Regions from separate parts of the Homo sapiens genome. Here region 2 is linked to region 1. Evidence: read pairs that join two places in POLR2A ChIA-PET (ENCODE). Cell type or tissue: CD4-positive, alpha-beta T cell. All regions are shown on one strand. Links, peaks and the distances in the headings refer to the core of each region. The heading gives the core; the rest is flanking DNA. Region 1 holds the start of LOC107984521 (a long non-coding RNA gene). Region 2 overlaps TBK1 (TANK binding kinase 1).

What was found. ChIA-PET counts read pairs that join two places held together with the same protein. Peaks named below come from ENCODE experiments on the same cell type or tissue, not always from the same donor. Only the 100,000 strongest peaks of a DNase experiment are listed, where the experiment ranks them.
Region 2: POLR2A ChIA-PET joins it to region 1 with 5 read pairs; 3 of 35 experiments call an interaction of 5 or more read pairs at or near these places.

Annotation. Positions count from the first base shown.
Region 1 is chr12:64,576,951-64,594,298 of GRCh38, forward strand. LOC107984521 (a long non-coding RNA gene) reads right to left here and starts at 7,300. Exons shown (of 2, transcript XR_007063348.1): 1 at 7,088-7,300; 2 at 3,665-3,877. It also overlaps a transcript of RASSF3 not described here. In CD4-positive, alpha-beta T cell, for the core only: no CTCF peak of the experiment used is centred there; no DNase peak of the experiment used is centred there; H3K4me3 peaks cover 782 bases; H3K27ac peaks cover 1,521 bases.
Region 2 is chr12:64,469,364-64,477,363 of GRCh38, forward strand. TBK1 (TANK binding kinase 1) reads left to right here. Exons shown (of 21, transcript NM_013254.4): 6 at 4,867-5,027. Among named protein-coding and RNA genes, the nearest start is that of TBK1, 21 kb to the left of the region's middle. In CD4-positive, alpha-beta T cell, for the core only: no CTCF peak of the experiment used is centred there; no DNase peak of the experiment used is centred there.

The DNA of each region.
Region 1 (17,348 bases), core at 4,672-12,671:
CAACTATGGAAAATATGAGTGCATCAGGCCAAGGACCAAAGGGTGTTTTGCAAAAAATAAAAAATAGTTGTCTAGGGTAGCAAGTTTTCTCAAAATGATTCCCAAAATTGTTGCATAGTCTTTCTATGAATGATAAACTAAGAAAGAAGGGAATGACTTTCTTTTCTTTGAGAAATCCTATTTTTTCCAAAAATGTATTACAGGTTGTTAAACGCTACTCGGCTGAGTTTCTTAAAAGATTAGCCTGCCCCATAAGGGTTGTGATGGCAGGAATTCTGGCTTCTATTTCTAGCCCTGTTGACAGACTGATGATGAAACTCATGCATGCCCTTTAAGCTTTCCCCATCTTTGAGGCTGGGAGAAATTCCACTTGCTGCTGCCATTTAGCGCTACAATGTTTTAAAAATTAATGAGGTGCATTTACAGCCCAGGATGTTCAGGTGATTGGCTTTCCTTGAGAAATCGGTGTTGTCTGTGAAGAAGATAAACAGTAGGAGTGGTTGGGTTTGGTGGCTCATGCCTATAATTCCAGCACTTTGGTAGTCCAAGGCAGGTGGATCACCTGGGGTCAGGAGTTGGAGACCAGCCTGGCCAACATGGGGGAATCCCCGTCTCTACTAGAAATACAAAAATTAGCTGGGTGTAGTGGCAGGCTCCTCTAGTCTCAACTACTGAGGAGGCTGAGGCACAAGAATCTCTTGAACCCAGGAGGCAGGGGTGGCAGCGAGCCAAGATCACGGCACTGCACTTCAGCCTGGGTAACAGAGCAAGACTCTGTCTCAAAACAAAATCAAAAACAAAAACAAAAAACAGTAGGAGTGCTGTTATGTTGTCAGACATTGAATTCCTGCAACCAACATTTGTTATTGGGCACCTGTTGTGGACAAGAGACTTTTTCAGAGTTATGATTATATGCGAAGATGTCTCAATCATGGTTTCTGCCTTCAAGGAACTTACAGTAGGGTAATGATAAAAATACCTAAAATTGCCAGGTGTGATGGCTCATGCCTGTAATCCCAGCACTTTGGGAGGCCGAGGTGGGCAGATTACTTGAGGTCAGGAGTTTGAGACCAGCCTGGCCAACTTGGTGAAACCCCATCTCTACTAAAAATACAAAAATTAGCTGGGCATGGTGACGGATGCCTGTAATCTGTCCCAGCTACTCGGGAGGCTGAGGCAGGAGAATAACTTGAACCTGGGAGGCGAAGGTTGCAGTGAGCCAAGATCACACCACTGCACTCCAGCCTGGGCAACAGAGTGAGACTCCGTCACAAAGAAGAAAAAAACAAAAACCTAAAATTTACTGAGGGTTTACAATGTGACAGGAACTATGCTAAATGCTTTATGTACGTTAATTTATTTAATTCCAACGACATCCCCAGGGAGGCAGAGGTTATTGTTATCATTTTAAGAGATAATTAGGCCAGGTGTGGTGGCTCCTGCCTGTAATCCTAGTGCTTTGGAAGGCCAAGGCGGGAGGACTGCTTGAGGCCAGGAGTTCAAGACCAGCCTAGGCAATATAGCAAGACCCTGTCTCTACAAAAAATGAAAAAATTAATTTAGTCAGGCATGATAGGGCAAGCCTGGAGTCCCTGCTCCTCTGGACACTGAGGTGGGAGGATTGCTTGAGGCCAAGAGTTTGAGACCAGCCCAGGCAACATAGTGAGATCCCTGTCTTTACAAAAAAAGAAAAAAAGAGAGCAATAGATAATTAAATTGATGGCAAGAGAGGCTAAATAAATACCCAAGGTCGTGAAACTAAATCCACCTGACCCTGAAGGGCTGCCTGGCAGGAAAGCCAATGCTCTTGACTACTCGCCTACACTGCTGCCCAGGCATCAGCCACACTGGGAAGCAACTGCCTCCGTCAGCCAGCTTGCAATTCATAAACTCTATAAAATCATGCCTTTTTGGCTGGGCATGGTGGCTCATGCCTGTAATCCCAGCACTTTAGGAAGCCGAGGTGGGTGGATCACCTGAGGTCAGGAGTTCCAGCCTGGCCTGACCAACAAGGTGAAACAAAAAAATTAGCTGGGTGTGGTGGCGCATGCCTGTAATCCCAGCTACTTGGGAGGCTGAGGCAGGAGAATCGCTTGAACCCAGGATGCAGAGGTTGCAGTGAGCCGAGATTGAGCCGTTGCACTCCAGCCTGGGCAACAAGAGCAAAACTCTGTCTCAAAAAAAAAAAAAATGCCTTTTTGATGGGGTACCAGCTGAACCTACTAATGACACAACCGTGTTAGAAAGTCTGCACCTTTTTTCAGCTTCAAAAGAGTTTCTAATAGAGTGGGAATTGTCAAGTAATCAAGGCATGGAAATAATCATATTTAAGTTATAATTAAGTGTTTTAATATCTATTATTTGGGGGAAGGGAATTATTAGCAATAGCCAAGTTCTTTTTTTTTTTTTTTTTTTGAGACGGAGTCTCTCTCTGTCTGTCGCCCAGGCTGGAGTGCCGTGGCGCGATCTCAGCTCACTGCCACCTCCGCCTCCTGGTTCAAGCAATTCTCCTGCCTCAGCTTCTCCAGTAGTTGGGGCTACAGGTGCCTGCCAACACGCCTGGCTATTTTTTTTGTATTTTTAGTAGAGACTGGGTTTCACCATATTAGCCAGGATGGTCTCAATCTCCTGACCTTGTGATCCGCCTGCCTTGGCCTTCCAAAGTGCTGGGATTACAGGCGTGAGCCACCGCGCCCGGCCAGCAATAGCCAAATTCTTTAATAAACAACTTTTTATTAATGCTATTGCTTTGTGTTGTCTAATATTAAAATATTTCTGTCTTTTTCCAGAAACTATAAGAGATTATAGGGTGAAGATGGACTATGCTGAGTAGGGTACAAAACTAGGTGTTTTTTTGGGTTTTTTTTTTTTTTTTTAAAGACAGAGTATCGCTCTGTTGCCCAGGCTGGAGTGGAATGCAGTGGCGCAATCTTGGCTCACTGCAACCTCTGCCTTCTGGGTTCAAGAGATTCTCCTGCCTCAGCCTCCCTAGTAGCTGGGATTACAGGCATGCGCCACCATGCCTGGCTAATTTTTGTTTTTTCAGTAGAGATGGGGTTTCACCACGTTGGCCAGGCTGGTCTTGAACTCCTGACTTCAAGTGATCTGCCCACCTTGGCCTCCTGAAGTGCTGGGATTATAGGCATGAGCCACTGCGCGCAGCCTTTTTTGTGTTTTGATTCTTCTGATCTGTGCCCCACTTAGGTCCCATAGAATCACAAACTCTCAAGTTTGGAAAGAACTTTCAAGGGTATTTCTGGTATATTATTCACACTTTGGATTACAACCCATTAGTAGATTATGAAACCAGTGAACTGAGTTATAAGAAGCTTAAAAAAAGAATAAAATAAAATTGCACATGGTAAAGGTAAAGGTAGCAGTTAGCAAAACTTTCATTTTAATTATTATATTCATTTTCTAGAACTGCCATAACAAAGTTCCACAAACTCGGTGGCTTAAATCAACAGAGCCGGCACAGTGGTTCACACCTGTAGTCCCAGATTCCTGGGAGGCTGGGGTGGGAAGATGCTTTGAGTCCAGGAGATCGAGGCTGCAGTGAGCTATGATCATGACACTGCACTCCATCCTGGGGGATAGAATGAGACCTTGTCTCTTTTTTAGGAAAACACACACACACACACACACACACACACACACACACACATCCACACAGATAAATTTATTCTGTCATGATTCTGGAGTCTAGAAGCCCAAATCAAGGTGTCAATAAGGCCGTGCAACTCTGGGTAGAATCCTTCCTTGACTCTTCACCTGCAATCCTTGGCATCCCTGGCTTGCAGCTGTATCATTCCAATCTCTGCCTTTGTCACATGGTATTCTCTTGTCTGTGTGTGTCTGTGTCCAAACTTCCCTCTTCCTATAAGGATATCAATTGTACTAGATTAGAGTCCATCCTACTGACCTCATCTTAACTTGTTTATATCTGCAAAGATCCTATTTCCAAATAAGTCACAACCACACGTACCAGGGGTTAAGACTTCATATCTTTTGGGGGTAGGGATTCAACTCATTCAACCTGTAACATATATATATATTTACATGTATCTACTTACACATTTATACATCATATATATTTACATATATATGTAAAACCTATGTATTGAATCACAATGCAAAAATGTGTTTAACATTACTGTGGTAAAAAAAAAAAAGAGAGAGAGAGAGCTTATAAACACTGATTTAAGCTAAGCACTCATCCAGTTCTTCATTTCTTTTGGTAATAACTTGACGATAGTAGTTCTGCCTACACTGAGCCCACTGACAGGTGACTATCTCTGTAGATTCCCCAGGGTTTGGACAATTCTGACTGTTGGCAGGGCTATCAGAGAAGAATTTATTAGAACTCTACACGTAGCTTATAAGGGACCTAGCTGAGCAACTTAAAACATCAGGTTAGTTTGTAGCAGCAGTGGTTACAGGTAAAGTGCTCTTTTGAAACAAAATATAATACAACTTGAAAGTAGTCATGCTTTTCAAGCCTGTAAGCCCAGCCCTTTGGGAGGCCAAGGCAGGCAGCTCACTTGAGCCAGGAGTTTGAGACCAGATTGGGCAACATGGTGAAACCCCGTCTCTACAGAAAAAATAAAAATAAATAAAAATTAGCCAGGTATGGTGGTGTATGCCTGCGGTTCCAGCTACTAGGGAGGATGAGGTGGGAGGATTGCTTGAGCCTGGGGAAAAAGTAGTGATGAAAATTAGAATGTTTTTAAAGTTATAGGCAAATTTGAGGGGTTACATATAATGAAGACCTCATTGCCAAAGCCCAAAGAAGGATGTTTCTTCTTTTTAAATCTGAAAACCTTTCAAAAGAGATTGACCTTTTTTTTTTGTTTTTCTTTTTTGTTTCTTCTTTTTAAATCTGAAAACCTTTCAAAAGAGATTGACCTTTTTTTTTTGTTTTTCTTTTTGTTTTTTGAGACAAGATCTCACTCTGGTGTTCAGGCTGGAGTGCAGTGGCACGATCTTGGCTCCCTTCAGCCTTGACCTTCCAGGCTCAAACAGATCCTTCCACCTCAGTCTCCTGAGTAGCTGGGACTACAGGCATGCCCCACCACACTCGGCCAATTTTTTAGAGAGATGCGGTTGCCCAGGTGGGGGTCTCAAATTCCTGGGCACAAGTGATCCTCTCACCTCGGCCTCCCAAAGTGCTGGGATTACAGGAGAGATCCACTGTGCCCAGCTGACGATGACATTTTTTATTGTAGGAGACAGAAAAATGAACTAGGTCAAAGATCCCCTAACCAAAAGATTAGGGTCTATTGTAAAATCATAACGCTTTCCCTTGTAGATCTTTCAGCCCGTTGCCACCACCCTGCCCAGCTCTCTGAAATGTGCCAAGTTTTCCTTGTCTACTCAGAAACTTTGCTGACAGCACCAGCCTGCTCAGCTAGTGAAAATGCCTCCTGCCAAAAAGATTAACTACACTCATTTTTCTTTAGGTAATTTCATAAATCATTGTGCCTATTTTACTTTGAAAAGCTTTACTATTTTCTTCATAGATGATAATTTAGAGCCTGAAGGACACTTTAGGTAACTGAATCTTTTTCTGTCTTCAAGACATTCAGATTGGAAACAAAGTCTCGTCAGTTACAATCCATTTTGGCACAGAGATTCCTGGATATGGGACTTTGAGGGGTAGGTGAGGAGTGCACCTCAGAATGAAGGAAAGAAGTTGTGGAGTTAGAAAAAGATTCATTCTGAAGCCGTCTCCCTCTCAACACCCACCCTCGAGCTGGCTTAGGAACAAGTACCCTGCGGTGTGCTTCTTAGAGGGAAGAATCAGACCTGGAGTCTTTCATAGCTTCTAACTGTTTGGGGCTTTCTACTTCAAGAAAGACACTGAAGGTTGAGCTAGCCTTCTGATTTGGCACTACTATTGATTTTCCCACACTTTTGGCCAGCGTGTATGTCCATTTATTTTCTCATTTCTCACATGAGCAGGCTGGAAGTGTAGAAAGATCTTCGAGACACTACTTACTCATTTTGAAGTACTTGATCAATCTTTGTGCATAGCAGCATAAACCCTGGACCTGGAAGTGCATATTTCAAAGAGAGCCCTGTACCTTTTGTTCTCTTGCAAGACAAGCAGTTCTCTCCCCTGGAGAGATCTCCTCTACCCCACCTCCGCCCCACTTTCTACTCAAGGCAATGGGAGGTACCTGAGGACCCTTCACATGACACAAAGTATTGAGTCTGTGTTCCAGAATAGGAACAAAATGATCTCTACCCTCTGAGGCAGTTAATGCAGCTGCTTTGTTTAGGCTGTTTCTGAAATTAAAAAGAATCTCCCTTTTTACTCACTGTTAATGGGGTGAAAAGCTCAAGTGTTCCATGTCACACAGGGGAAATCAGATTTGTGTTTCATACAAAAGCAAAGTCAGTGGCTCACGCCTGTAATCCCAGCACTTTGGGAGGCCAATGGGGGTGGATCACCTGAAATCAGGAGTTGGAGACCAGCCTGGCCAACATGGTAAAACTTCATCTCTACTAAAAATACAAAAATTAGCCAGGCATGGTAGCGTGCGCCTGTAGTTCCAGCTACTTGGGAGGCTAAGGCAGGAGAATTGCTTGAACCCGGGAGGCAGAGGTTATAGTGAGCCAAGATTGCGCCATTGCACTCCAGCCTGGATGACAGAGTGAGACTCCGTCTCAAAAACAAAACAAAACAAAACACCAGCGTTTCAGTCATCCACATGATTTTTGCTGGCACCAGGCACACATTGCAACCTCTCTGCCTCGGTTTCCATCCAACTCCTCCACCCTAACAATCCTTACTGTATTCAACTAAAAGAAACCAAGGATCTTGGTGGTGGAATTTGCTTGACTTCTTGTCCTCCAATCACGTCCACTTCCTGTTTTCTTTTAAAGTTCACTGACAAGATCTTATTTTATGTGACAAATATGTTCGGTTTATCTGTGCTATCAATTTCTGATAAACGTACATTTTAATCTGTCAGCCAGTGTTCCAGGCACTAATGCTGCTTAAATGTAGCTGCACAGCTCTTACCCAGAAATGGTGCCGTCCAGCTAAAATCATACATTCAGGCAGCTGATTACAGACACTGACCTTGAGCTCCATTCCTGTGCGGTAATCCAAACCATCTGCACTCAACAACAATTAAAACCTTCAGATCTCTCAGGCGTTTCCTTCCTCTGATTATAACTTATGAGCTGCAGCAAAACTCAGAAAGAAACAGAATTAAAAAGACCAGGCTTTGATGCCAGCTTGATTTCTGCAGGGCAGTTCTCAACAGAGAAATCTCCACTTTATGGAACAGCTCCTTCCTCAGCTGAAATGCAGGCACCTAACATCTAACAAACCTTGAACATTTAATTATGCTGATTCTTTCTTTTGCCCAGAGGGGAAGAGGGACCTTTCATTTCTGGAGCCAGAGTCAGGCAAAACAATGAGGTAGTTTGTCCTGGAGATCTCCTATCACCCTTGTTTTCCATACCTCCCTCTTTGTCTCTCTCATCCACTTTTTATACCCTTAAAGGTCTTGCTGCCTTCTACAAAAGAGGTCCAGGCTAAGAAAAAAAAAAAAAAAAAAAAGCTAAAGAAAGTCAGTGCTCTATTTCTGAACTACTCTATTTCTGATCTCCTTTCTCTCCCTTCAGATATCCTACATCTTCATGACTGTGTCCTTTCCTATGAATTCCAAAGGAAATGCACGCAAACAAATACATTCAGCCAAAGTGTCTAAGAAAGACATAACGGTCACCCTTGGGAGGTGGAGGTGAGGAGTGGTTAGGGAGAGGCCTCACAGAGAATAGATTTCTGATGGGAAGCATCCAACCCTTAGCAAATTTCGGGGGAGAGGGAGGTTTGGTTGGCTGAAGTGCAGCAACTCACATTATACCTGTTCAATGTTGTTCTCAGGATCACCCTGGAAAAGCACAGAAGGATTCTTTTTTTTTTTTTTTTTTTTTTTGAGACAGAGTTTTTTGCTCTGTCACCAAGCTGGAGTGCCGTGGCATGATCTTGGCTCACTGCAACATCCACCTCCCAGGTTCAAGCGATTCTCCTGCCTCAGCCTCCTGAGTAGCTGGGACTACAGGCGCATGCCACCATGCCCAGCTAATATTTGTATTTTTAGTAGAGACAGGGTTTCACCATGTTGGCCAGGATGGTCTCAATCTCTTGACCTCATGATCTGCCTGCCTCGGCCTCCCAGAGTGCTGGGATTACAGGCATGAGCCACCGCACCCGGCCAGAATATTTTCTTAAATGTGAACCAGATTACATCTGATGTTAAAATCCCTACTTCCCTAAAATAAAATCCACATGCTTTACCAAGCCTTAGAAGGCCCTCATGATCTAGCCACCACGCCTGGCCCAGAAGGATTCTTGGAACTGAGACTCTCCAGCAGGAGGGAGGCTGACGACCTAGGGTCACCAAAGGGGATTTCTTGGGCAATCATTGAAAAATCCAAGACCATAAAGATTTCTCTCCCTGACTGGGCACCAGGCTAGGGAGAGAACTTTGGGAATATAGTACATTGTTTTCAGCACTATGATTTGACACAATAGCTCCTAACTCAGATGCCAATGAGTGAAGAGGGGGGAAAATGAGAAGTTTCTTTCCCCACTGGTTCATCTACACTGTTACTGCATTTTGCTAGGCAAGTCCTTTTTTTTTTTTTTTTTTTTTGAGACAGGGTCTTGTTCTGTCACCCAGGCTGCAGTGCAGTGGCATAATCACGGCTCATTCCAGCCTTGATCTCCCAGGCTCACACAATCCTCCTACCTCAGCTTCCCAAGTTGCTGGGACTATAGGCATGTGCCAGCAAGCCTGGTTAATTGTTTAATTTTTTTGTAGAGACAAGGTCTCACCACGTTGTCCAGGCTGGTGTCAAACTCCTGGGCTCAAGCGATCCTCCTGCCTCAGCCTCCCAAAGTACTGGGATTATAGGCATGAGCCGGTGCACCTGGCCAAGTCTTTAACAATTGTTATAGTAGAGAGTCTCTACAAAAACATTTACATTCATAGTGTCCCTTGGTTCTCTTTAGAATCTCCTGAACTAAGCATTTTCATTCTCTTAAAAAACTAGAAAGGAGACCATGCGAGGTGGGCCAGGCACGGTGGCTCACGCCTGTAATCCCAGCACTTTGGGAGGGGGAGGTGGGTGGATCACCTGAAGTCAGGAGTTTGAGACCAGCCTGGCCAACATGGCGAAACCCTGTCTCACTAAAAATACAAAAATTAGCTGGGCATGGTGGCGGGCGCCTGTAATCCCAGCTACTTGAGAGGCTGAGGCAGGAGAATTGCTTGAACCCAGGAGGCGGAGGCGGCAGTGAGCCGAGATTGCACCTCTGCACTCCAGCCTGGGCGACAGTGTGAGACTCTGTGTCAAAAAAAAAAAAAAAAATTAGCTGGGCATGGTGGTATGCACCCGTAGTCCCACCTACTCAGGAGGTTGACACACGAGAATCACTTAAACCTGGGAGGCAGAGGTTGCAGTGAACTGAGATTGTGCCACTGCACTCCAGCCCAAGCAACAGAGCAAGACTCCTTCTCAGAAAAAAAAAAAAAAAAAAAAAAAAGACTAAAAAGTAAAAATCCCCCATAAATTCATTCTCCAGAGATAGTCACTGATTTATATTACAAGTATTATTATTATTATCCTCATTTTGCAGATGAGAAAAGTAAGATCAAGAAAAGTAAAATAGGCCAGGCATTATGGCTCACGCCTGTAATCCCAGCACTTTGGGAGGCCGAGGCAGGCAGATCACTTGAGGTCAGGAGTACAAGACCAGCCTGGCCAACATGGTGAAACCCCTTCCCTACTAAAAATACAAAATTTAGCTGGATGTGGTGGCATGTGCCTGTAATCTCAGCTACTTGGGAGGCTGAGGCAGGAGAATCGCTTGAACACGGGAGGTGGAGGTTGCAGTAAGCGGAGATCATGGCACTGCACTCCAGCTTGGGCAACAGAGCAAAACTCCATCTCAAAAAAAAGAAAAAAGAAAAGTAAAATAATTTACCCCAAACTACTCAGCTCATAAGTCAAATGCTCTATCTCCAAGTTGATATGTTCTTTAAAATCTATTTTCCATATTCCTCGTATTCCTCGCCTCACTTTTTTTTTTTTTTTTTTTGAGACGGAGTTTCGCTCTTGTTGCCCAGGCTGGAGTGCAATGGTGCGATCTTGGCTCACTGCAACCTCCGCCTCCTAGGGTTCAAGCGATTCTCCTGTCTCAGCCTCCCGAGTAGCTGGGATTACAGGCATGCACCACCATGCCCGGCTAATTTTTGTATTTTTGAAATAGAGACAGAGTTTCTCCATGTTGGTCAGGCTGGTCTTGAACTCCCAACCTCAGGCAATCCACCTGCCTCAGCCTCCCAAAGTGCTGGGATTACAGGCGTGAGCCACTGTGCCCGGCCTCCTCTCCTCACTTTTTAATTTGTGAAGTGGTAGTAGTTGCATGTGTATGTGGTTCTTAAATTTTTCTTTTCCCTAAGAAAAAAAGCTAAGAGTTTGAGAACAACCTAATTTGGCTGTTTCATCTACAAGACTGTTATGCTGCCTGGCCAGAGTATTTCCAAGTGGAATGTAAAATACATCATTTAATTTAAAAGACCTTGGTTTTAAGAGTGGGTCACGATTCACAGGATTAATGAGTCTGAAGCCTGGAGGTGTCGCCGTCTTCCTCTCTTTTTCACTTGCGAGGTCAGGGACATATGCATCCAATGCAGAGGGTGGTGGTTTGTGGGCATTTGCCTGGCTGTTAAGCTTCCACAGTTGTGGCTTCTATACTAGGATGCAAGGTCCTGGTTGTTTTTTATGATTCCCACCACTTCCAGCGAGTAACTGTTTGAAGAAAATAGAAACTGTAGGACTTCTATTTTTGTCCTAGTTTAAAATACTGCAACACAGACAATGATATCTCAACCCACGATTTTTTCCAAGATTATACCATTTGGTAGTTCCATGGTATTAACTAAATGAACACCACCCCCAGCTGCATCTTTAAGTTTCTATATTTACCAAAGTACATTTATGTGCTAAATTAGTTTATCAGGAAAGAGCGAGTTATTCCAAGTTTCGCTCAAATGGTTACTGAGAATAAGAAGGAATAATATCATAGGGAATCATTCTTTACATCCCCCCACAACCTTTTTTTTTGAGACATGGTCTCTGTCACCCAGGCTGGAGTGCAGTGGCACCATCTCAGCTCATTGCAATCTCCACCTACTTGGCTTAAGCGATCCTCCCACCTCAGCCTCCTGAGTAATACATTTTGCCTTTTGCTCTGGGGATGAATGAAAGATTAGAAAAGTGAATTCTTGAATTGTCTAGTCAACTGTACATTTTGTAGGCCATTTCTGCATGATACAGAATTGCTGAGGGCTATACAAAAACACTATTAATAATATTCATTATTACAGATTAAAAACTGGCATAGAAGCCTTTAAAATACCTTTTTTTCTGCTGGGCGTGGTGGCTCACGCCTGTAATCCCAGCATTTACAGAGGCAGAAGCAGGAGGATAGCTTAAGCCAGACCCACCTGGGGAATATAGCAAGACTTTGTTCTGCACAAAAAGGAAAAAAAAAGATATCTTTTTTCTTATGATAAATGTATATAATAAATAAAATATATCTATTATTAAAAATTCATTAAATGTAGGAAAGCATTTTTTAAATGTTTAAACAACACATACTCCCACTAGGCTAAAATTATATTCATAAACAATATGGTATATTTCCATCTGGCCTTTTCTCTTTGCATTAGTTATCTTTAAATAAAATTGGAATCACTCTGTATATTTAGTTTTATATTCTACTTTCTGACTTAATATTAAATAATGAGCATTTCTCCGTGGTTTTAAGTAAGATGACTTTTTCCATCCACTTGAGTGGGAATTTTTTTTAAAGATGACTTTAATGTCTATATAATAGAAACACATAAAGACCCTCTTTATGTAACTTTTAATGTGATTGAATCTTTTTAACGGAGTCAAAATGCATATCTTCTAATTCCTATAATTTTTCACGTGACTTCTTTTTGTTTCTGATTCGCAAAAGCTGTCATGACCCAAATTATAAGAAAACCTGAAGGAAACACTGCCTTTTGAAAAATAAAACAAAGTATTCAAATAACACCAAATATGCTACATAAATCAAAGAACAAGAGCCACCTGGGAATTTAATGTGGCAGCCAACTCTCTTTTTCACATTAAAAATGTCAGCATAGGCCAGGCGCAGTGGCTCACGCCTATAATCCCAGCACTTTGGGAGGCTGAGGCGGGTAGATTATTTGAGGTCAGGAGTTCGAGACCAGCCTGGCCAACATGGTGAAACCCCATCTCTACTAAAAATATAAAAATTAGCCGGGTGTGGTGGCACATGCCTGTAATCCCAGCTACTGGGGAGGCTGAGGCAGGAGAACTGCTTGAAATTCAGAGGCGGAGGCTGCAGTGAGCCAAGATTGTGCCACTGCACTCCAGCCTGGGCAACAGAGTGAGACCCTGTCTCAAAAAATAAAATAAGATAAAAATGTCAGCATAATCAAATAGTTAAAGATGACAGTCCACAATTAAAGACTAAAGATAGCCCTCCACATGCCAGTATTGCTTCCACAAGCTTGAGCATAATTTTAAAGCACTTAGCTGTGCTGTTTAAAATCAACAACTTTTTTTTTTTCCATAAAGAAAAGGTGTTTGGCCAAGTGCAGTGGCTCATACCTGTAATCCCAGTACCTTTGAGGCCAAGGCAGGAAGATCACTTGAGCTTGAGTTTGAGACCTGGCTGGGTGTGGTAGCTCATGCCTGTAATCCTAGCACTTTGGGAGGCCAAGATGAGTGGATCACTTGAGGTCAGGAGTTTGAGACCAGCCTGGCCAACATGGTGAAACCCCATCTCTACTAAAATACTAAAATTAGCTGGGCATGGTGGCACGTGCCTGTAACCCCAGCTACTGGGGATGCTGAGGCAGGAGAATGGCTTGAACCCAGAAGATGGAGGTTGCAGTGAGCCAAGATCATGCCCCTGTACTCCAGCCTGGGTGACAGAGCAAGACTCGGTCTCAGGAAAAAAAAAAAAAAAAAAGAGTCTGAGACCAGCATGAGCAAAGTGGCAGAACTCTTATCTCAAAAAAAAAAAAAAAAATTAAATTAGCCAGGTATGATGGTGTGCACCTGTAGTCTCAGCTATTCTGGAGGTTCAGGTAGGAGGATCACTTGAGCCTGGGAGGTCAAGGCTGTAATGAGCTGAGATGGAGCCACTGCACTCTGGCCTGGGTGACAAAAGACCCTGTCAAAAAAAAAAAAAATGGTGTTCAAGACTTAGGCTTGCCCTGTAACAATGTGTTCTGTAACTATTAAATGAACATTAACTTATAAGCTCAATCCTTCTCTATAGGAAGGAATGAGGCCAAGACAGTAAACAGTAAAAACATTCAATAACCACTGTGTTCTACCATGTTTACTTTGTAGACATGAGCCCATGAACCTGACTTTCAAATAAAGGGGAAGAGACACCCTTCATTTTATTGTAGTGTTGACAAGGGAGAGAGATGAACACATATACACACAACACACATATGTGCACGCAAACATTTTTAAGTAGTTTTAGACTATTTATTACATGTGAAATTTAGGGTTTAAAGGTGATCTCTCTAATATGTCTACTATTTAACCAGAGTGCTGGAGTAAAAGCTAAAATATGAATTCTAATCTCATCTCTTGATGTTAACTTCCTCTGTGGTCTGTATATGATAGTTGGTAGCTGACTACCAACTATCCACTAGTACCTGATAGCCAGTTGGCTGATAGGAAACCCTGGTCTCAGTAGTAGGTCAGCTGTGAGCATGGACCCATCACTTAACTTCACCAAGACTCAGTTTCTCATCTGTGAAGTGGCAGTAATTACAGACCCTTTAGGTAACAGTGGGATAACTAGGTGAGAAAGTGCTGTGAGCATTTAAAAGAGCATCAACCAAGACACAGCAAACTATTATTATTGTACTCCGGTTATCTAATTTCTCCATGTAGAAATACAGCTATTAACTGAAATACCTCTCAATGACACAGCGAAACCTTATCTTTGAGAGTTTTTGTAGAGCTTTGAAGATGAAAGGATGCTAAGAGGTTTCTTCACATTAATTCTGGTCCCACCTGATTTTGTGTTAAATGACATGAGGGATGGTGATTGTGTTCTGGTGGAGTTATTAAAAGTGGGCAGCTGCTTCTTTTAAAACCTCTTATTATAGAAGTCAACCTGGCCGGGCGCAGTGGCTCACACCTGTAATCCCAGCACTTTGGGAGGCCGAGGCAGGCGGATCACGAGGTCAGGAGTTTGAGACCAGTCTGGCCAACATAGTGAAACGCCATCTCTACTAAAAATACAAAAAATTAGCCAGATGTGGTGGTGTGCACCAGTAATCCCAGCTACTCAGGAGGCTGAGGCAGGAGAATTGCATGAACCTGGGAGGCGGAGGTTGCAGTGAGCCGAGATCCCGCCACTGCACTCCAGGCCCGGGCCACAGCATGAGACTCCATCTAAAAAAAAAAAGTCAACCTGAGAGAGAATGATATAACAAACCAATCATGTGCATTTAGCAGTTGTCAAGATTTTGCCACACTTGTTTTGTCCATTCTTTTTTTCTTCCTTTTACTCAAGCAAACCCCAGACATCATGTCATTTCATCAATACATATTTCAAGATATATTTCCTTTTTTATTTTTGAGCAATTTTTGTGTGCGTGCCTCTAAATATTCAGTAGGTTCATTTATTTTGTTTTCAATTTAGGAGTTGCTTTTTCCCACTTTTGGTTAAACTTAGATTTTTAGTTATGTAAACATTCATAGAATTTCAAAATCAGAACTATAAACCTAGATATAGTCACATCAGTTGTGCTTCCATTATGTGTTCTCATCTGTTTCCCTCTATCCCCCTACAAATAACTAATTTTTATTATTCCTTCGGTTGCTGTTTTTTTTTTTTTGAGACAGGGTTTTACTGTGTCCCCTAGGCTAGAGTGCAGTGGCACGATCTTGGCTCATTGCAACCTCTGCTTCCCAGACCCACGAGATCCTCCCACCTCAGCCTCCTGAGTAGCTGGGACTACAGGCGTATGCCACATGCCTGGCTAATTTTTGTAATTTTTGTAAAGAGGAGGTTTCACCATGTTGCCCAGGCTGGTCTTGAACTCCTGGGCTCAAGTGATTTGCCCACCTTAGTTTCCCAAAGTGCTGGGATTACAGGCATGAGCCACCACATCAGCTATTCTGTTGCTTCTTTTAAAAAAATATTTTCTAAATAGCCAGCATACTATGAACACTGTTCTGCACTATTCTTTTTAAATGATTTATCCTGGAGGTTATTCCATATCAGTGTACTGAGAGAGTCCTGATTTCTTTTTAATAGCTACATAATATTCCATTAGCCAATTTGCCTAATTGATGGATATTTAGGTTGTTTCCTTTTTTTGTTACTATAAATAATGGTACAGTCTTAACTTTGACCATGAGGCATTTATATTTTTTTTCAGTGTGTCTTTGATATTGTTTCCTACAAGAGGAAATGCATATGTAATTTTGCTGGATACTATGGGATTAGCCTGTCTTGCAATTGTACCATTTTGCATTCCAAACAACCGTATGTGAGAATGCCTGTTTTTCTGCAACCTCAGTAAGGAAGTTGTCTAACTTTTGTATTTTTACCAAGTTTTTTCTGTTTTGAGATAGGGTCTTGCTCTGTTGCCCAGGCTGATGTACAGTGGTACAATCATAGCTCACTGCAGCCTTGAACTCCTGGGCTCAAGGGATTCTCCTGCCTTAGCCTTTCAAATAACTAGGACTACAGGTGCATGCCAAGATGCCTGGCTAATTTTTATTTTATTTTATTTTATTTTTATTTTTTTGTAGAGACAAGGTCTTGCCAGTCTTGAACTCCTGGCTTCAAGTGATCCTCCTTCCTCCTCCCAAAGTAGTGAGATTACAGGCATGAGCCACTGTGCATGACTGGCGTTTGCTCTTCTCGATGTTTGGGAATGTTCTACAGATTATAGATATTTGCTGTTTATGAAAAAATTTGCAAGTACCTTTTCCTCATTTGTTAATTAGAATTACCTCATTAAAAAAATCAAGGTAGAAGTATAATTTACAAACACATTACATTCACACATTTTAGAGCACAGTGCAAGAAGTATATGTATATAATTGTGTAACCCACCATGACCACAATCAAGATTAGTTCCTGTCATTTGCCTTTGGACTCTGCTTATTGCATTCTATTTTGCCATGAAGTTGTGCTTTGTTTTGGAGACAGAGTCTCACACTCTGTTACCCAGACTGGAGTGCAGTAGAGCTATCTCAGCTCACTGCAACCTCCGCTTCTGGGGTTCAAGCAATTCTCCTGCCTCAGCCTCCCAAGTAGCTGGGACTATAGATACATAACACCATGCCTGGCTAATTTTTGTATTTTTAGTAGAGACAGGGTTTTGCCATGTTGCCCAGCTGGTCTTGAACTCCTGGCCTGAAATTATCTGCCCACCTCAGCCTCCCAAAGTGCTGGGATTACAGGCATGAGCTGTGCCTGGCTGAAGTTGTGTTTTTTTAGCTGCTACATCCATGACTTAATGTAAACAGGTTCTTTCAACAAATATCTCATAATTCTCTTCTGTGTTTTAAACAAACAGATTATATAGGCCTAATGTATATTCTAGCTGGGGATATGAGGACACATTATTATAACTAGTATAAATTAACTTCTTTCTGTTAAAGGAACCTCTAAGGTAAAATTTTGAAATCCTGTAGCAAAGCTGAATAGGATTGCTCCTTTTTATTTGAAGGGTCATGGGGCAAGCAGGCGGATCACCTGAGGTCAGGAGTTCAAGACCAGCCTGGCCAACATGGTGAAAGCCCATCTCTACTAAAAATACAAAAATTAGTCAGGTGTGGTGTCAGGTGCCTGTAATCCCAGCTACTCAGGAGGCTGAGGCAGGAGAATCACTTGAACCCAGGAGACAGAAGTTGCAGTGAGCCTAGATCACACTACAGCACTCCAGCCTGGGCGACAGGGTGAGACTCTGTCTCAAAAAAAAAAAAAAAAAAAAAAAAGCAGGGGAGGGCCATGGCTGGGCGTGGTAGCTCACACCTGTGATCATAACACTTTGGGAGGCCAAGGTGGGAGGATTGTTCAAGCCCAGGAGTTCAAAACCAGCCTGGGCAACGTAGTGAGACCCCATCTCTACAAAAAATTTTAAAAATTAGCCAGGCATGGTGGAATGCACCTGTAGTCCCAGCTACTCAGGAAGCTGAGGTGGAAGGATTGCTTGAGCCCAGGAGGTCAAGGCTGCAGTGAGCTATGATTGCACCCCTGC
Region 2 (8,000 bases), core at 1-8,000, 110 kb before region 1:
ACCCCCTTCCTGCTCCTTTCTCCGTCCTACATGACATTTGTGCTTTTGCTATTATCCTTTTGTCTCTTCCTGGGCCTCAACATGTGACTGAGTCAACACACATCTTCATTCTCATTTCTCTGTTGGTGGTCTTCTCAGTTATATTTGGCTAGACCATGCTTTCTGCTTCTAGAAGCAACACTGCTGAATTCACACCAGAGCTTTGGTACAAGGCAACTTCCTGATTCCTTCACTTTCCCCAGTTCAGACATTCCCCTTGTCTTTTCTCTTAGAGCAGTGAGCCTCCAATAAATAGCTCAAGGCCATGTTCTTCCAGACTGCCTCCTTTCCAGTAGCAAGCTCAAGCGCGTGTCCTTCAAATTCAATGATTAGATAAGATAACTTGTTCAAAAATTCAATTTCTCTCTTTCTCTTTCTCTCACCCAGTACTTTTTTTTTTTCCCCAACCCCACTTTCTGTAAGAACAGCCTATTTCTAAAAGCTAGTTCACCAGGCCCAGCTCCTTGTCTCTGGAGCCCACACCTGTCATAGCCAAAGCCACAGTAGATGAATGCTCAGGACACTACTGTTCCCAGGAGGGCACTGCTTGCCAAGGTTTACTGCTCTAAGAATGTTCTTGGGCTTCAGTCTGGTTCCATCAGGCCCAGAGAAAACAGCAGCTGTAAAGGCCTGGAGACAAGAATGACCTCAGGAGTTGGAGAAACAGAAAAGATGGCAGTTTTACTGGAATTTAGTGAGTAAAGAGGCAAGTGGAAGGACTTAGAATTAAAGAAGTGATCAGGGGGCTAGCCAGATCAGACAGGCTAGTAGTTTAAACCCTGTCAGACCAATACCCCCTTGTTATAATAAATATTTTGTAGTGTTCCCTTCAGTATCTTGAAATGAAATTCCTAGATAATATTATAAACCTGCACACCTAATTAAAATAGCATATCTTAATAATGTAAAGGAACATATTTTATAATAAAATAATAGATATTTAATATGTAAAAATTTAGAAACAGCTTCATGAGCAAACAAGTAGTGATATATGCTTGCAGCTATATGTAATACTACTTTGAATACAAGTGCAGTGATAACTCATGTTGTATTAGTGAATCACATCACAAATGGTAGTATTGTTATTGACATGATTTTCCAAAGTAGTGAACAATTTTTGGTAAAGTTTCTAACTAAAAGTAAATTTAAATATAGTTACATTCTTGGAAAAGCTGTACAAAAATACTTTGTTATATATAAAATGGAGTTCGAAATAGATTTCTCACTTGCACAAGTATCTGGCAGAATATTCCAAAGTCATTCAGGCTATATATAGGAGGATCATTTTTCAGAACTGTCACATACACTGCAGTATGTCCTTCAGTGTCTGGTCTCCGCCTTTTCCAATCATGATAATCACTGTAACAAGCAAACAGCAGTCCTGTACCAGCCTTCATGAGGTTGCTCCCCCAATACCAACTATTAATCTTTCATGTAACCTCCTGGGAACACAGTTTAGCTTTTGCCTCTAAGACTTTTAACAGGAAGAGCAAAACATTAAATAAATTAATTCCAAGTCTGTGCTGTACTCTAGGCTGAAATTTAACCCCATTCTATTTATTTCCTATTTCAGAATGGGAAATATTCAAATACAGTGCACCAGAATGAGATAAATAATAGTCTAAGGCTCAGCAGCCTAGCTATATTCTACATTTAACTGGAAACTTCCCTCGTTTTGAAGCTCCCAGGAACTACAACCCATATGTTAAATTCTCTCTCTTTTGTATGTTAAAGTCCAAAGAAAACATTCTTCTACTGTTTTTTGTTTTTGTTGTTGTTGTTATTGTGACAGAGTCTCAATCTGTTGCCCAGGCTGGAGTGCAGTGGCATAATCTCAGCTCACTCAAGCTCCACCTCCCAGGTTCAGGTGATTCTTATGTGCCAGCCTCCTAGATAGCTGGGGTTACAGGTGCACACCACCACACCTGGCTAATATTTTTGTGTCTATATATATATATGTATACTTTTGAGACAGAGTCTCACTCTGTTGCCCAGGCTGGAGTGTAGTGGTGCCATCCTAGCTCACTGCAACCTCCACCTCCTGGATTCAAGCAATTCTCCTGCCTCAGCTTCCCAAGTAGCTGGGATTACAGGTGTGTGCCACTACACCCAGCTAATTTTTGTATTTTTAGTAGAGATGAGGTTTCACCATGTTGGCCAGGCTAGTCTCAAACTCCTGACCTCAAGCGATCCACCCACCTTGGCCTCCCAAAGTGCTGGGATTACAGGATGTGAGCCACCACACCCTGTCTCTTCTACTGTTTTTAATATGATGGATATCATCTCAGTAATATAATCCTGAAAACCTTGGAGTAGCTTTATCCTTATGCTCTTCTTCCAGATGCAATAGCCCAGGCCCAGTAACACCAAGCCAGTAACACATCAGGACAGAGCCAGTGGGCACAAATGTATCAGACCAGCATGTGTCAAGCCACCCCAAGTTAATCACTCCCAGGGAATAGCTTCCAGCTGTACCAATTAGGCAGTATATTATTGCACCGTGTGAGGAGGTCCGTCTTTGTCTCCTTCTGGAATCACTGTGTCCCCTCTTCCCAGGAGGCTTTATATTCCAGAAGGCATCAGACATATCCAGGTACTTTTGGCCTCTTCATGACACCATTTACACACTAAGTACCAGCTGCTAGGTCAAAGGTTTGGCAATCACTTCTTTGGACAATAATCACTTTATGTGCTGTGCTACAGAACCAGCAAAGCCACTGAGATCCCATATATCTAGTAGGCATATGTTTGGACACTCACGTCAATACCCAGTTCTTATACTTGTCTGCATTCTGATTTCTCATTAAAATGTGTTTCTCAAAAGAGTCTTTTTCCCACCCCCATCTCCAGCACCCCCCCACCACCCCGACCCTCAGAAATCAGAGATTGTGATCCTTTGGGAGTGAGAGTCACAGATTGCATCATTTAGAAGCCCCTCCCAGCAGCATTTCCTACACTGGTTCCCAGTTCCCTGGGCCATAGCTAAATCCTACAATGTCATAAGGAATTGTTTTGGTTTGGGATCATTTAGGTGGTAACTCTACTTTGGTCCATACGTACACTTTTCAAGATTTATCTTCCAAAAATCTTCAAGTTGCAAGTGTATAACTTTCATGAAGGCAGATGGCAGGAGGCCATGCTGTGTGTGACCACTGGTTATTCTCTGCAGAACAAAATGTCCATCAGAATATCTGTTAGGTTTTGTGAGCTCCTAAACAATTTCTTAGAAGCTCCATCTGTTCTCAGTGACTATGGTATTAGTGCAGAGTGTCCAATCTTTTGGCTTCCCTGGGCTACACTGGAAGAATTGTCTTGGGCCACATATAAAATATGATAGATTATCTTGGGCCACACATAAAATAATGATAGCTGATGAGCTATTTTAAAAAAATCACAAAAAACCTCAATGTTTTAAGAAAGTTTATGAATTTGTGTTGGGCCACATTCAAAGCTGTCCTGGGCTACATGTGGCCCACAGGCTGCAGGTTGGACAAGCTTGGTGTAATATGTCCTATGTGTAAGGACGTGTGTTTAATGTCAGTAGATCCCCAGTGAACCCAGTCAAGTTAGTCCTCTGAATTGATTCTAGAGAATTTAATTTCATTAAATTAAATGCACTTACCCTGACAGATTGCATTTGAGGGATAAGGCAAAGAAATTAAGGCTGCCTGATAGGTTTCGGGTGTGAGCAGCTAGATATGTGGTGGTATTGTTTACTTAAAGTTTAGGAGGAAACAAGTTTAAGTGGGAAGACCAAGAGTCAATTTTGGATACGTTAAGTTTGAGCTGCCTTTTAGATATCGAGAGAATAGTAGGATATATGAATCTGAAGCTCAGGGCCCAAGGTAGTTTTGGAAGTTAAAGCATACATATGATATTTAATACATTAGGTCTGAATGGGAGATGAGGGAGTAAGGCAGTTATAATAAGCATGGACAGCTGTACTGAGAAGTTTTGCTGTGGTGGGAAGCAGAGAATTGGGTAATTGTTGAAAGGAGTTTTGTGGTCAATTTAGAGATCTTTTAAAATGGGAGATATTAAAGCATGTTTGTAAGCAGAAAGTAATGAATCAGAACAGAGGGAAACATTGCTGCATTAAATAAGTGGGATAATTACAAGAATTGATTTCTGGAATTGGCAAGATGATATGATAGGCTCTACAGCACAGATGGAAAAGTTGGCCATGTATAGGTGCAGTTCCATTGTGACTGGAAAGTAGGCCTGGAAAATGGACACAGATTGGCCAGGTGCAGTGGCTCATGCCTGTAATCCCAGTACTTTGAAAGGCCAAGGCTCTTAAGGTCCTCAAGGATCACTTGAGATCAGGAGTTCAAGACCAGCCTGGCCAACATGGTGAAACCCTGTCTCTACTAAAAATACAAAAATTAGCTAGGCATCATGGCAAGCACTTGTAGTCCCAGCTACTCAGGAGGCTGATGCAGGAGAATCACTCGAACCCGGGAAGCAGAGGTTGCAGTGAGCCGAGATCAAGCCACTGCACTCCACCCCATCTCAAAAAAAAGAGAAAAAAATAAAACGGACACAGATTCAGGTAGGTTGTATTTGGTAAAGGGCATAAGGGAGTGCTGGTCTGATTCCTTCCATTTCCACATTAAATTATGAAGCAGGGTCATCAAAACTGAGGATCAAAGGAGGTGGTGGAGGTTTGAGGAGGGAGGGGAAGATGTGAAATAGTCTTTTCAGATTGGGAAAGTGAAGTTATTAGGAAAACAAAATAGAATTTCTAAGCATTATTGAGTATCCATTTGTTTGTATAATGAAATGGGTCACAGGTTCATGATTTTTTTCTTTTTTTTTTAATCTTAGCACCCTGATATGTATGAGAGAGCAGTGCTAAGAAAAGATCATCAGAAGAAATATGGAGCAACAGTTGATCTTTGGAGCATTGGGGTAACATTTTACCATGCAGCTACTGGATCACTGCCATTTAGACCCTTTGAAGGGCCTCGTAGGAATAAAGAAGTGATGTAAGTGGTTTCCCGATCTAAAATCAGAGAAGCATTTAAAAAATGATTTCTGTCTTGGTTCATCTTATTGTTAGTGGTTTATGCTAATAAAAATTGATTTAACAATCATTTCTGATATTTTAAGCTACCTGGTTTTTAAAAAGAATGCAGCCTTATAAAAGTTTGCATAATTTTATGTTTAAGATATTTATGTTTAAATATCTTATATACACAGTATAAATGGTATTCAGTCTTTGGCCCATCATTAAAAATGTACTGCTTTCTAGACTTTATTTCAGCACACTGTTTATTTCACTCTGCATACTTGTCAGCACTTTCCTCCCATACAACTGAAAAAAAATACATAGTTCTGTGGAGTATTAGAATCATTACCAGATCTAAAACAAACATCAGTCTTACCCTAAAGTGAACTGATTCCTTTTACCATTTAAAAAATAACATTTTGGGCCAGGCGTGGTGGCTCACGCCTGTAATCCCAGCACTTTGGGAGGCTGAGGGAGGAGGATAGCTTGAGCCTAGGAGTTCCAAGACTAGCCTGAGCAACAGTGAGACCCTGTCTCTATAAAAAAATACAAACATTAGCCAGGGGTGGTGGTATGCTCCCATAGTCCCAGCTACTCAGGAGGCTGAGGTGGTAGGATCACCTGATCCCAGGAGATTGAGGCTGCTGTGAACTGTGATTGCGCCACGGCACTCCAGCCTGGGCGACAGAGTGAGACCCTGTCTCTAAATAAATAAATGAAAGAAAATTAAAAATAACATTTTGGCAGTAATGTAACATTAAACTTTTTTTTCCAGTGTTGCAGATTTGGACCAGACACTTGATATATTTTACTAGTATAATGTATACACATTTATGTATTGTCACAATTTTTTTTTAATTTCCATTTTTATTTTAGATTCAGAGGGTATGTGTGAAGGTTTAGTTAAAAGGGTATGTTGTGTAGTGCTGAGGTTTGGACTTTTGTTGATCCTATCACCCAGATAGTGAACGTGGTACCGAATAAGAAGTGTTCAGCCCTTGTCTCCTTCCCTCCCTACTTTTGGAGTCCTCAGTGTCTGTTGTTTCCATCTTTGTGTCCATCTTTGATGCATTAAATAAGTGGGATAATTACAAGAATTGATTTCTGGGATTGGCGAGACAATATGATGGGCTCCACAGCACAGATGGAAAAGTTGTGAACGCAAGATTTAGCTCTCATTTATAAGTGAGAACATAACAGTATTTGGTTTTTTGTTTCTGCATTAGTTCACTTAGGATAAAGGTCTCCAGCTGCATCCATGTTGCTGCAAAGGATATGATTTCATTCTTTTTTATGGCTGCATAGTATTCTACAGTGTATGTGTACCACATTTTTGTTATCCAGTCTGCCATTGATGGGAACCTAGATTGATTCTATGTGTTTGCTATCGTGAATACTGCTGGGATAAACATACAAGCGCATGTCTTTTTAGGTAGGATGATTTATTTTTCTTTGGTTATATACCCAGCAATGGGATTGCTGGGTCAAATGATAGTTCTATTTTTAGTTATTTGAGAACTCCAAGCTGCTTTTCGTAGGGGCTGAACTAATTTGCATTCCCACCAATAGTGTATAATTATTCCCTTTTCTCCACAACCTCACCAGCATCTGTTACTTTTTTTTATTTTTTTATAGCCATTCTGACTGGCGTGAGATGGTATCTCATTGCAGTTTTGATTTGCATCTCTTTGATGATTAGTGGTTTTTTCATGTTTGTTGGCAGCTTGCGTAGTCTTCTTTTTTTTTTTTTTTTTTTTTTTTTGAGATGGAGTCTCGCTCTGTTGCCCAGGCTGGAGTGCAGTGGTGCGATCTCAGCTCACTGCAAGCTCCGCCTCCCTGGTTCACGCTATTCTCCTGCCTCAGCCTCCCGAGTAGCTGAGACTACAGGCACGTGCCACCACACCCGGCTAATTTTTTGTATTTTTTAGTAGAGACGGGGTTTCACCATGTTAGCCAGGATGGTCTCGATCTCCTGACCTCGTGATCCACCCGCCTCGGCCTCCCAGAGTGCTAGGATCACAAGTGTGAGCCACCACACCCGGCGCATAGTCTTCTTTTGAGGAGAGTGTATTCATGTCCTTTGCTCACTTTTTAATGGGAATGTTTGTTTTTTTCTTGTTGATTCGTTTAAGTTCCTTATAGATTCTGGATGTTAGTCCTTTGTCAAATGCATAGTTTACAAATAATTTCTCCCATTCTATAGGTTGTCTGTTTATTCTGTTGAGAGTTCTTTTTGCTGTGCCAAAGCTCTTTAGTTTAATTAAGTCTCCTTTGTCTATTTTTTATTTTGTTGCATTTGATTTTGGGGTATTCATCCTGAATTATTTGCCTAAGACAATGTATAGAAGAGTATGTCCTATATTTTCTTCTAGAATTTTTGTAGTTTGAGGTCTTACATTTAAGTCTTTAATTCATCTTGAGTTAATTTTTGTATATGGTAAGAGGTAGGGGTCTAGTTTTATTCTGCATATGGTTAGCTAGTTTTCCCAGCACCATTTTTCGAATAGGGTATCCTTTCCCCCATTGTTTATTTTTGTCAACTTTGTCAAAGATATGTTGGTTGTAGATGTATGGCTTTATTTTAGGAGTCTCTATTCTGTTCCATCAGTCTGTGTATCTGTTTTTGTACCAGTACCATGCTGTTTTGGTTACCGTAGCTCTGCAGTATAGTTTGAAGTCAGGTAATATGATGCCTTCAGCTTTGTTCTTTTTGCTTAAGATTGCCTTGGCTATTCAGGCTCTGTTTTTGTTCCATATGAATTTAGAATAGTTTTTTCTAATTCTGTGAAAAATAACTGATAATTTGATAAGAATAGCATTGATTCTGTAGATTGCTCTGCGCAGTATGGATATTTTAATGATATTGATTCTTCCAACCCATGCGCATGGAATGCTTTTCCATTTGTTGTGTCATTTATGATTTCTTTCAGCGGTGTTAGTTCTTGTAGTC